Linked DNA regions of Homo sapiens: region 2 is linked to region 1. The links are chromatin contacts, found by POLR2A ChIA-PET in ENCODE. All regions are on one chromosome and are shown on one strand. The core of a region is the stretch at or near the end of the contact, and the rest is flanking DNA. Distances in the headings are between cores, read along the strand shown.

Region 1 (5,369 bases), core at 61-2,560:
CTATACTAAATTTATAAAAAACAATTATGTTATAATGTTATGACAGCTACGATGTCATGAGGATAGGAATTTTTCAGCTCCATTATAATCTCATGGGATCACTGGTGTATATGTGGTATATCATTGACTAAAACATCACTATGCATTTGTGTATATAAACGACTATATATGGAATTATCATGGTTGTAAGAAAATGGTATAGGAGCTGGGCGCAGTGGCTCATGCCTGTAATACCAGCACTTTGGTAGGCTAAGGTGGGCAGATCACGAGGTCAGGAGTTCGAGGCCAGCCTGGCCAACATGGTGAAACCCCATCTCTACTAAAAAACAAAACAAAACAAACAAACAAACAAAAACCAAAAATTAGTCGGGTGTGGTGGCAGGTGCCTATAACCCCAGCTACTTGGGAGGCTGAGGCAGGAGAATCACTTGAAACCGGAAGGCGAAGGTTGCAGTGAGCTGAGATCACACCCCTGTACTCCAGCCTGGGCGAAAGAGCAAAACTCTGTCTCACAGGAAAAAAAAAAAGAAAGAAAGAAAAGAAAATGGTATGGGAAACTGAGAGGCTAGGGAATAGGGAAGAATGGCAGCTTATTTTTTCTTTCACTCTCTACTTTTTGTGTTTTTAAAATTTTATGGCATATGCAGAAGAAACCTTGGCTTTACATCCCAGCTCCATCGGCTAGAGATGTATCCCAGCCTTCCCGCTTCAGGGCTGCAGGCACAGGAGTGGCCGTTTTAGAGCGAAAGCCATAGCAAGTGGGGGTGGACAGGGATGGAGGCCAGAGATGTGCTCCTGAGTGGCCTGGACAGGATCCAGGAGTACGGTTCACCCGTTTGTAGTGGTGTGGACGGCCTGTGCCAGGGACCAGGAAAGATAGGGCTGGAGCTCCAAGGGGCACGGAGGGGCTGTGAGAGCCAGAAGGGGGCTGAGTCAGCCAAGCAGCACCACTGGCTCCACCACACAGAGCTTTTTCTTTGCAGTGAAGTCTGGGCCGCTCACTTTTTAGCCCCAGGCTGGGGAAGATGACATAGGTTCCCAGACGGTGAGCCTCACCCAGTGAAATTTCTTTCTGGCTGCAGGGTACATGCAGACCTGACCTTTTGGGTTTGCAGATCTGTGTGGAAAGATAACCTTCTCACAGGAGGCTTGCAAAGGAAATCCCTGCAAATGAGGACAGGTAATAATACCTTTGCTTTCCCAGTTCTTTAAGACTCTGACTCCACAATAACAGGGCTTTGCTTCCAAAAAAAAAAGGCCAACATGTGTTGCAATTTCAGCCAACATATGTTGCAAACTCAGGCTCAGCATCTGGTAGTAGTTAAGGGCAGGCTGACATTCACTGTGTAATTCAAATTCCTCCAGCCCTTTGTCCTCTTTCCCAGGCTCCTAGCAGCCTCCTCCCCTTCTCCCACTTCCCCTGACTTTCCCCCAAACTCTAGACGGACTTGTTCCTCTGCTTCCCAGTCTCACCAGGACCACCCCACCCACTCCTTTGGAGGTTGTTTTCAAAGCAGTGAGCAGAAAGAATCCAAGGCCACATGCCACTCACTCACTCAACCCGGGGCACGTTGTAAGGGACTGGGTTTCTGTTTGTTTTGTTGGCGTTTCTTGTTTTGGGAGTCGGAGGGAGTAGAAAGGGAAGGGAAATTATTTAGTGGATTTTTTTTTCCTTCTTTTCCTTTTCTTTCTTTCCAGAAAACTAGCATTTCATAGTTCAGGACCCAGTGAACAATCAACTGCTGACTCTCACCAATATCAAAGGGAAAAAGTTAGTAAAGGAGTTCGTCCCACTGCTCTAGCTGTCTAAAAATGTAACAGGCTTCCCCTTCCCCAACATAACCTGTAACTAAAATCTTGTTTATTTTCTGAACTTTTCAAAGAGGTTTAAGTACATTTTTGTGTATTTTTGAGAAAAGCACAGCTTATCCTATCACTGTCTTGCATCATATTTTTAAGTACCACATTACAAAAGACAAATATCACCAAGGCCCCTTAGAGCGTCCAAGATATAAAACTGCCGATGGACTGGCCACAGTGCCTCATCCCTGTAATTCCAATGCTTTGGGAGACCAAGGTGAAAGGATTGCTTGAGGCCAGGAGTTTGAGACCAGCCTGGGCAACATAGCGAGACGCTGTCTCTACAAAAAATAATTTTTTTTAATTGGCTAGGCATGGTGGCTCATACATGTAGTCTCAGCTACTTGGGAGGCTGAGGCAGGAGGATTGCTTGAGCCCAGGAGTTTGAGGCTGCAATGAACTATGATCATGCCACTGCACTCCAGCCTGGGAAACAAAGTGAGTCCTTGTTTCTGAAAAAAATAAACTGCCAATGGTGGCTTGTATGCTTGTATACCTGCCACCCTCACGTAAAAGAGGAGCAGTCCGCAAGATGGTCCCCCTCAATGCCATACCCCCTTCCAGAGCTTTCCCTCTTAAGGCAGAAATGGTGTCTGCTGTACATTCTGGTCTGGTATGTGGGCATATGCCCCTAGTTTCCAATTCAGACTGAAATTATTTACACCACATGCTCAAGCTGAAAGGATTACCCAAGGCGTGATCCTTGAGTGCCTCTGTCCCCACATCTCCCACCTCCCTCAGCATGCACTACTTCCAAAATATGCTTTACAACTGTCCCCTCTCTCCATCTCCACTGCCACCTCTCTAATCCTAGCTACCATCCTCTGTCACTTGGAATATGCAATACCTCCCTACCTTATCCCTCTGCTTTTCCTTGTGTAGAAAAAGTCATTGAAAAGTTCTGTCTGTACCTTTTTCTTCTTTGGTTCACTCTCCCATCCCTCCCATCATTTTTCAAGCAGGTAGACAGACTTGATAATCCCATGTTTCTAGAATTCTAGAAAGGCTATAAGGCAGCCTAACAACATCTCAGCTTTTGCAGAAGCCTGAATCAGAGATGACTTTTGGCGAGGTGTCCTGGGGGGTGTGGGGAGAGAGTGTGTGTGTCTGGACACAGCAGCAAGGACAGAGATGAGATTTTTTCTAGATTGAGAATAGAGGGAGTTCCTTAATCCCCGAGAGCAGGGAGGAGCCCAGTCAAGGTTCCAAGGAAGAGGCCTTAGGAGGTGCCCAGATCAGAGAGCTTGGCAGGCTGAGGTGCTAAGGTGAGGCAGGAAATTAAAGAAAAATAAAATTAAGAAGAAAGAGAAATAAGTTTTCCTGTATTGGGCTGACTTGTCCCAGAGGCAGCAACAGGCACAGCCCAGACCCAGGAAAAGTCTTGATAATATTATCTAATGTGCTCTGGAGACTCTCCCAGCCCTCCCTCAACATAGGGAAAAGAAAGACAAAATTTCCTTTGTTTTATGGAATGAGTTTATAGATTGCTGTTCTCTGTAACTAGTGACTTCAAGTATTCTGTTTTATCTAAGAAGTACAACGAAGGTCATTAGAAGCCTGAGTAGACCTGAACTACAGCTGCCTGGGCACCATAGTGAAGGTTATAAGATAAGCCCGTGCCCAGGCAAACCTAGATAACGGACATCTGGGTTGCTTGGCAACGGTCATGTGCAATCCTGTATTTGTCCTGCCTCTGTGTCCCTGCTTTCACACCACCGTAAGCTTGCTTCAAGCTAGCCCACCCCCTTTTGTGAAGTGTGTATAAAAGTCAGGTGCTGTCTTTGTTCTGGGCCCAGTCTTTTGGATGTGAGTCAGCTGGGCCTGAGTGCACTCAATAAAGATTCTCCTGTTTCAACGTGAGGTCTCTCTCGTCCTCCTGAGTCCCACAACAAAGGAAGCGGACTTTACCTGCAGAGAGTCACTAAAGGGGGCATGCTAGTCTTGGACAGTCAGAGCACCTGTTATAATCATGCCAACTAGAGGCCCTCACCATGTTTCATGAGTGTCAAATAAGGATTCCCTTGTGATCCTGAAAGGAAAAGTGGTCTCAAATATGACGTTTCAGGAAGGGAGGGGCTTAAGGCAAAATTAGGCTGAGCTACTGGAAATAAAGTGGTGTTTCCTGAAGACCTAAATGTGGACCAGGATTTATACTCACTATTCACTTAAGGTGACCAGTGGTCCCAGTTTGCTTAGAACTAAGAGATTTCTCAGGACATAGGACTTTCAATGCTAAAATTGAGAATGTTCTAGGCAATCTGGGATGAATTGTTTACCCTATTTAAAGTTCTTTCTACAAAATGATAAACTTACAAATGAAGTCAGGTCATAACTGTCTCTTACCATGGCCTTGGGGCTCCGTGGTGATCCGGATCCTGCCTCGTACTTCATCCAGCTCTGCCCGGTTCCTTCCTATCCAGCCACCCTGCCTCCATCCTGCCTTCAGCCGACCTAGTTTATTCCTGTCTCTTAACCTATCACCTGTGATTCCTTCTGCCTGCACCACCTTCACCCTTTTCTCCTGCTCTTTCCCAAGGTCACCTCCCTTCCCTCCTGCAGAGGTCAGCTCAGAGAAACGATCCCACACCTTCCTCTCTGAAATCGCTTCCTCCACCTCAGCCCCAGTCTCTCTCTGGCTGCCATAACCCTCTGTAATTTACTCGTGGTACTGATCTCATGTGTGAATTAGCTTGATTGTGCACTTGTCTCTTTTCCCCTTAGCATGGAAGCTCCAGGAGGGAACCCTGTCCTAGACTCTGGCTCAGGGGTTTACACAAAGTCGGTGTTCAACAGTTGTTGCCTGGCTGATTGCAAAAAAGGCTTTGTTTTTTTCTCTGTTCTTTTTCTTATTTTACTAAAAAAAAAAAAAGCAGTAAGTAAGCAGGTTAAATTTTTTCAAGATTAACCCTTATTTTGGTGGAGAAAAAAAAATCATTTGGCCTGGTTAGTGCTGGGGTTTAGTAGAGTAACCTTTGTTTTCTTCTTCTTGATGAACATTGTGGCCCATTTCCCTTTCAAAATTTTCTTTCTAGTCTCTATAACAAAGAACTAGTCACAGGTAAGACACGAGAGAAAAAAAGGAAAGAAAAACCAAGTGGTGGGGCAGACAGCACAATGTAAGATGGCTAAAAACAAGTCCAAATATATCAAAAACCACAATAAATTTAATTTTTCTTAGTTTTCCTTTTCAAGGATCAAGGCTACCAGTTTGGTTAAAAAATTCAGCCATATGCTGTTTCCATGGGACACACCAAGATCATAAGAACATGGAAAATTTGAAAATCAAAAAATGGGAAAACAGATCAGGCAAATGGCAACCACAAGAAAGTTGACATCAGAAAAAAATATTTTTAATTTATTATTTAAAAAGAAATTTTTTTGAGACAGGGTCTCACTTTTGTCACTCAGGCTGGAGTGCAGTGGTGTGATCTCGGCTCACTCCAACCTCCATCTCCTGGGCTCAAGCGATCCTCCTGCTTCAACCCCGCAAGTAACTGGGACTACAGGCA
Region 2 (5,172 bases), core at 2,127-4,626, 78 kb after region 1:
ATAATAATTCATAGCACCCTGCTTCATGCAAAAATGTATCCCAGTTTGGAGAATAAATGATGTGGTCCACCCGTGTACAGTCCACTCCCAACCTCATGCTCCAGGCTAATGGCCAACTGTCTCTCTTGAATCCTCTGAGTCAGTGGTTTTGAACTCTGGTTGCTCATTAGAATCACCTGGGGAGCTTTTAATAAATATCACTACTTAGACTCACCCCCAAAACAGGTCAAATAAAACAGAATCTCTAGGGGCAGGACCCAGCCTTTGGTATTTTTTTAAGCATCCAGATGACTCTGATGTGCAGCCAGGGTGGAGAACAACTGACCTCAGTAAAACAGGTGTCCTGGAACTCTGTCCCTGAGCCCATCTTACACATTTCTGTCCCTAGTTTTTGGTAACTTGCTCCCATTGTCTATCCGCCATTTAACTCTTTCTTTTCCTCTGTGTGTGGTCTTTCATTCATTCTTTAAGTCCTACCCAAGCTGCTAAGCCTAGCTCCAATGCTGCCTCCTCCTACATCTTTCCTGACCTCTTAGCCAGAAAGGGTCTTCCTCTCTACCCACTACTGCCCCCTCCCTCCCCCACTATTGAATGTCATCTATGATCCACGCCCTGTTTTGCCTTCTTCACAGTCTATGAGCTCCATGGCATGGGTCATGTCTGATTAATCTCTGGAGACCCCAGGGCCCAGACCCAACTTACAGTAAAGCCTCTCACACCTGAGTGAGTGACTATCACTGCTGGTCCTGAACTTGGGCAGCGTCATCCACCCCGACACGGGGCACCAGCACATGCTGCCTCTACAAGTTAAGTTTCTTTTCCTGTGTGCGGGCTTTCATTCATTCATTCACTCACTCATTCTGCTTTGTGCCAGGCGCTGTGTTCTCCATCACCTCTTCTTGATTTCCTGTACTATTGGAGAACTGTCCTTTCTCTCTCATGTCCATCCCCTGGACAGCCCTGCAGACTGTCTTGCATATAAACGGTACTCAGTATTGATTGATAATCAACTGACGAATAGATAAACAAAAGTGGTGTGTCCTTACAATGAAATATTATTCAGCCATGAAAAGGAAATGAAGTACTGATACATGCTACAATATGAATAACCCTAAAAACATTATTCTAAGTGAAAGAAGCCAGGAACAAAAGACCACATAAACTGTATGCTATCATTTACATGCAAAGTACAGAATAGACAAATCCATAGAGACAAAAAGTAGATTAGTGGTTGCCAAGGGCTAGAAGAAGGGGGAAATTAAGATTAACTTTTGTTTTGTTTTGAGACAGAGTCTTGCTCTGTCGCCCAGGCTGGAGTGCAGTGGCCTGATCTTGGATCACTGCAACCTCCGCCTCCCAGGTTCAAGCAATTCTCCTGCCTCAGCCCCCTGAGTAGCTGGGATTACAGGTGTGTGCCACCATGCCTGGCTAATTTTTTTTTTTTTTTTGTATTTTTAGTAAAGACAGGGTTTCGCCATGTTGGTCAGGCTGGTCTCAAACTCCTGACCTCAAGTGATCCGCCCACCTCAGCCTCCCAAATTGTTGGGATTATAGGCGTGAGCCACAGCTCCTGGCCAGGACTAGCTGTTAATAGACACAGGTTTTCTTTTGGGGAGGATAGAAATGTTCTGGAATTGGGTAGTAGTGATGGTGGCACAACCTTGTGACTATACTAAAAACCACTGATTGTGCACTTAAGTGGCGAATTTGATGGCATTTGAATTATATCGTAATTAAAAAGAAATATGGATTGATGGATTTTTCTTTCTATACTCATATGTTCTCAAACCTTAAACTTTTATTCTTATTCACAGGAATCAACTGATATTACTGCTAAAAACATTGGTTTCTGGGCTTCACCTTGGAGCTTCAGATACAGCAGATTGGGGCAGCGCCCAGGAATCTGCATTTGATTGTTGTATTCTAAGTGCCATTTCCCTGTTCCCCAAAGGCTTGGGTCAGAGGATTTCTGAGCCAACCTCAGAACCTCAGAAGACAAATAAAATTCTTTAACCTATTATTTCAGAAAAAAAAAGCTGAAGATTTCAAACACAACCAAAACTTTGTTTTTAGTCTGCTTCTTATTAAAAACAGACTGGGACCCAAAGAAACCCCATCGGGGTAGGTAATGAAGTAATCATGATCATACTAAAAGAACAGAATGGAAAAACTGCCTGGCCTGGAGCAAACCACAGAAAAAATTGTCTTCTGCCTCCAGTGCTCAACTGAGCCATTCAGATGAAAATATCCCACTAGCCACATCGACAGCTTAATCTGGGGCAGGGGAGCTAGACATTAGTAAACCGCCACTCACTGCCCCCTATACAAATACATACTTACAGACACCCACTCCTACACACTCAAAATTCGAAGCTCTGGTATGTGCTCCATGATTAGGGCTTTCTTTGGGGTTACAAGGAAGCAGAGTTGTAAATCGGTATTAGAATGTGATCAAAAGGAATGTCTGTATGCAATTATTTTGTTTTGAGACCAGTGTTCAGAGGCACCGACTTTAAAGTGCTGGCTTGGTCACGTGGTGGCCTCTCACACACATAGGCGCATATGATTTTGGTCCCCACAAAAGAAGGAAGACAAAGGCCCGGGTTTTCTCTTTGTTGCTTCTTTGTTTCAGGACGGAGTCTCACCCCAACAGCTCAAAGCACCCTCTCCCCCATCTCCCCTGGCTGTCCATTCCCTAACTGTTACAAGAGGAAGTCTTGCTAATATAACCTCTTGCCCCGGAAAGTAGCAGTTACTGTAATTTGAGAACAGAGATCCCTTGCTTAACAGAAATTCACTTAACAAAACTTCAAATTAAACAAGAGGTCAGTGAAAGGAAATAACATTTGTGAGGCATGTCTACTGAGTTCTGGGCAGTGTGCTGGGCAATTTCACACAGATTTTTGCATTTCATTCAATGAGTCATCACAACCACCCCAAAGTGGAGGTATTATTATCCCCCGTATTATACCAAAGAATCTGAGGCTCAGAGTGGTTATGTAACTTGCACACGGTCACAAGGTTAGGAAGTAGCAAACCAAGTAAAAGATCTCCTCAAAGCAACATCACAGAGAAAAAAATGTTGAGGAATTCGGGTGTCCTATGAGTCCATCTTGCGGTGGCTGGCTTGCCCAGGCTGCTGCCATCTGTTACACATGCGCATGAGAAAGCAAAACTCAGTCCATCAGATAACGTCTGAGAGCAGTCAGTGCTTTGTGAAGCCCAGCAAGCCACCGTTCACCAGTGGGCATAAAACCAAAGCTTTATGTTTCGGAACAGAACTGTTAATACAGACGCATTCTAGTGATTGCATTATCGGCACCCTAAGTCACAAGGCTCTGGTCTGGGTCCCTGTTTACCCAGCTTCATTTGTAGTTGCCTTTCCCTTCCTCTCTGGGCTCCAGCCAAATAGCACCTGGCTGTCCCTCGGGGCCACCATGTTCCTTCCTGTCTCAGACCCTTGGCTATTGCTCTCCCTCTAATTGTCCTTCCCAAGGCATCTCTTCCCAGCACCACTCAGTAACTTTCATTAGAAGGAGGCTCCATGGGGCAGAGATTTTGTCTGGCTGGTTCAACATTGTATCCCCATAGCTGGAACACAGTTAACACTCAATAAACAACTGTTGAGAGGACGAATAAATGAATGAATATTTCAGACTTCAGTTCATACCTTGCTTCCTCAGTTCACCCCTCTCTGAGCCACATCCTCCTTGTGAAACGCTCCTACTCCTTACCTACTTATTTCTTTATTTTAAATGTACATACATGTATGTATGTGCGATTATTTGTCTGACGCCTGACCCAAGACTGTAAGCTCCATGAGGGCAAGGACTATTCCTGTTTGCTCACCTTGATGCTCTCAAGAATGGCCTTATTATGGTGTGCAATAAGTGTGGGTCGAATGAATAAATGGCCAAGCAAGTCTTAAAAAGGTCAATTTCTTCTGAGCTATTTTCATAATAAAGTACTTAGAGGAACTGAGAAAAAAAAATGGGTCAGGAATCCACAGATGAGGAAGGCACTTCAAGTCAGTAGGTAGTTTAGCCACATTCCTGGTGCTTTAGGGCCACTGGATCTTACAGTGGGGATAAAGAGGGGCCAGTGGTGTTGTACCTGGGTTTCTACCACTGTGCTGCAGTCTCACTTCCATTCTTTTTGTCACATGAGTGGGACTTACTTAAATGTGGCATCCCATGATTCATCTTCTGTTTGATAGTGTAGTATTGTTAATATGCAAATCTTACTGAGATTTCATCCAATATTTACCCTTTTCTGTGTGCATAACATGTTAAGATCTTCTATATCCTCAAGTATGATTTTTTTTAAGTCATGTCTAGATGGCCAATTGTTTTTTCTCCAAAAGAACACATTCCTGATTTTAAAATGAAAATCAGTGGGGAAATGAGATTCACTTAAAAGTCCATTGCCTTGTAGCCATTTCTGATGGAATACACATGCTCTGTTAAGTGAAGGGACACTCCATGAGGTTAATTTGATTTACACTTCATACGTTTCCTAAAGCATATGGTGACAGACAGAAGACGTAGGCTATGAAAGTCTGGAGGGATGTGTAAAATCTTCTTGGGAGCCAAAGGCTGTTTCTTTTTTGTGGCTTGATTTGCAGGGACTGCCTGGCAGATCTCAATGCAAACCTCAGCTGCATGGGGCAAGCTTAAAACCTGGACATGTGGAGGCCAGAGACAGGGCTGGGACAAGCTGCCAACTGACAAATGAATTCCCCACAGACCACCCTGTCACTTCCTATCTGCTGGCAAAAGTTTTGTCATCTGTGCCCACACATGGACTGTCTTGGGCATGGTCAGGCTGATTGGCATAGGAGGTAGCCTGAGTCCTCTGAGGCCCCAAATATTCCAGAATTCCTGAAAATGGACAAAGCCCACAGCAGCCCAAAGCATGCAGAATGCAGGGTGCAGGGGCTGGCGGCTGATGCCTGCTGAGAACCGAGACGGCCAGTCGTCCAACTCCCACGCACTCCTAGAGCCAGATGTCATTTTCACCTCTATTTTGGTGCTAGCTGGGGGAGGGGATGTCTTTGAAAACAAGGTAATTTTTTTTTTTTTTTTTTGTAATCTGCCCTAGTAAGCTGGGTGGGTCCTGATGCATAGCGGGGAGAAAGACTAACAATAAATACCCTCACTCTGTGTGTGTGTG

What was found. ChIA-PET counts read pairs that join two places held with the same protein, here RNA polymerase II (POLR2A).
Region 2: POLR2A ChIA-PET joins it to region 1 with 11 read pairs in activated CD4-positive, alpha-beta T cell. The contact joins two enhancer-like sites. POLR2A ChIA-PET finds 5 or more read pairs at or near these places in 3 of 52 experiments (GM12878, PC-9 and activated CD4-positive, alpha-beta T cell).

The regions. Positions count from the first base shown.
Region 1 is chr2:20,070,706-20,076,074 of GRCh38, forward strand. All of the region lies in intron 2 of LAPTM4A-DT (LAPTM4A divergent transcript), which reads left to right. Among named protein-coding and RNA genes, the nearest start is that of LAPTM4A-DT, 21 kb to the left of the region's middle. Within about 2 kb of position 1,311, at least 20 of the 41 ENCODE cell types and tissues checked have a DNase peak (open chromatin) inside an H3K27ac peak, as active enhancers do; they include PC-9, where a contact is called at or near this core.
Region 2 is chr2:20,146,480-20,151,651 of GRCh38, forward strand. No RefSeq gene overlaps it. Among named protein-coding and RNA genes, the nearest start is that of SDC1, 76 kb to the right of the region's middle. RefSeq lists enhancers at 3,881-3,930, 3,961-4,110, 4,694-4,883, 5,034-5,163. Within about 2 kb of position 3,377, at least 5 of the 41 ENCODE cell types and tissues checked have a DNase peak (open chromatin) inside an H3K27ac peak, as active enhancers do; they include PC-9, where a contact is called at or near this core.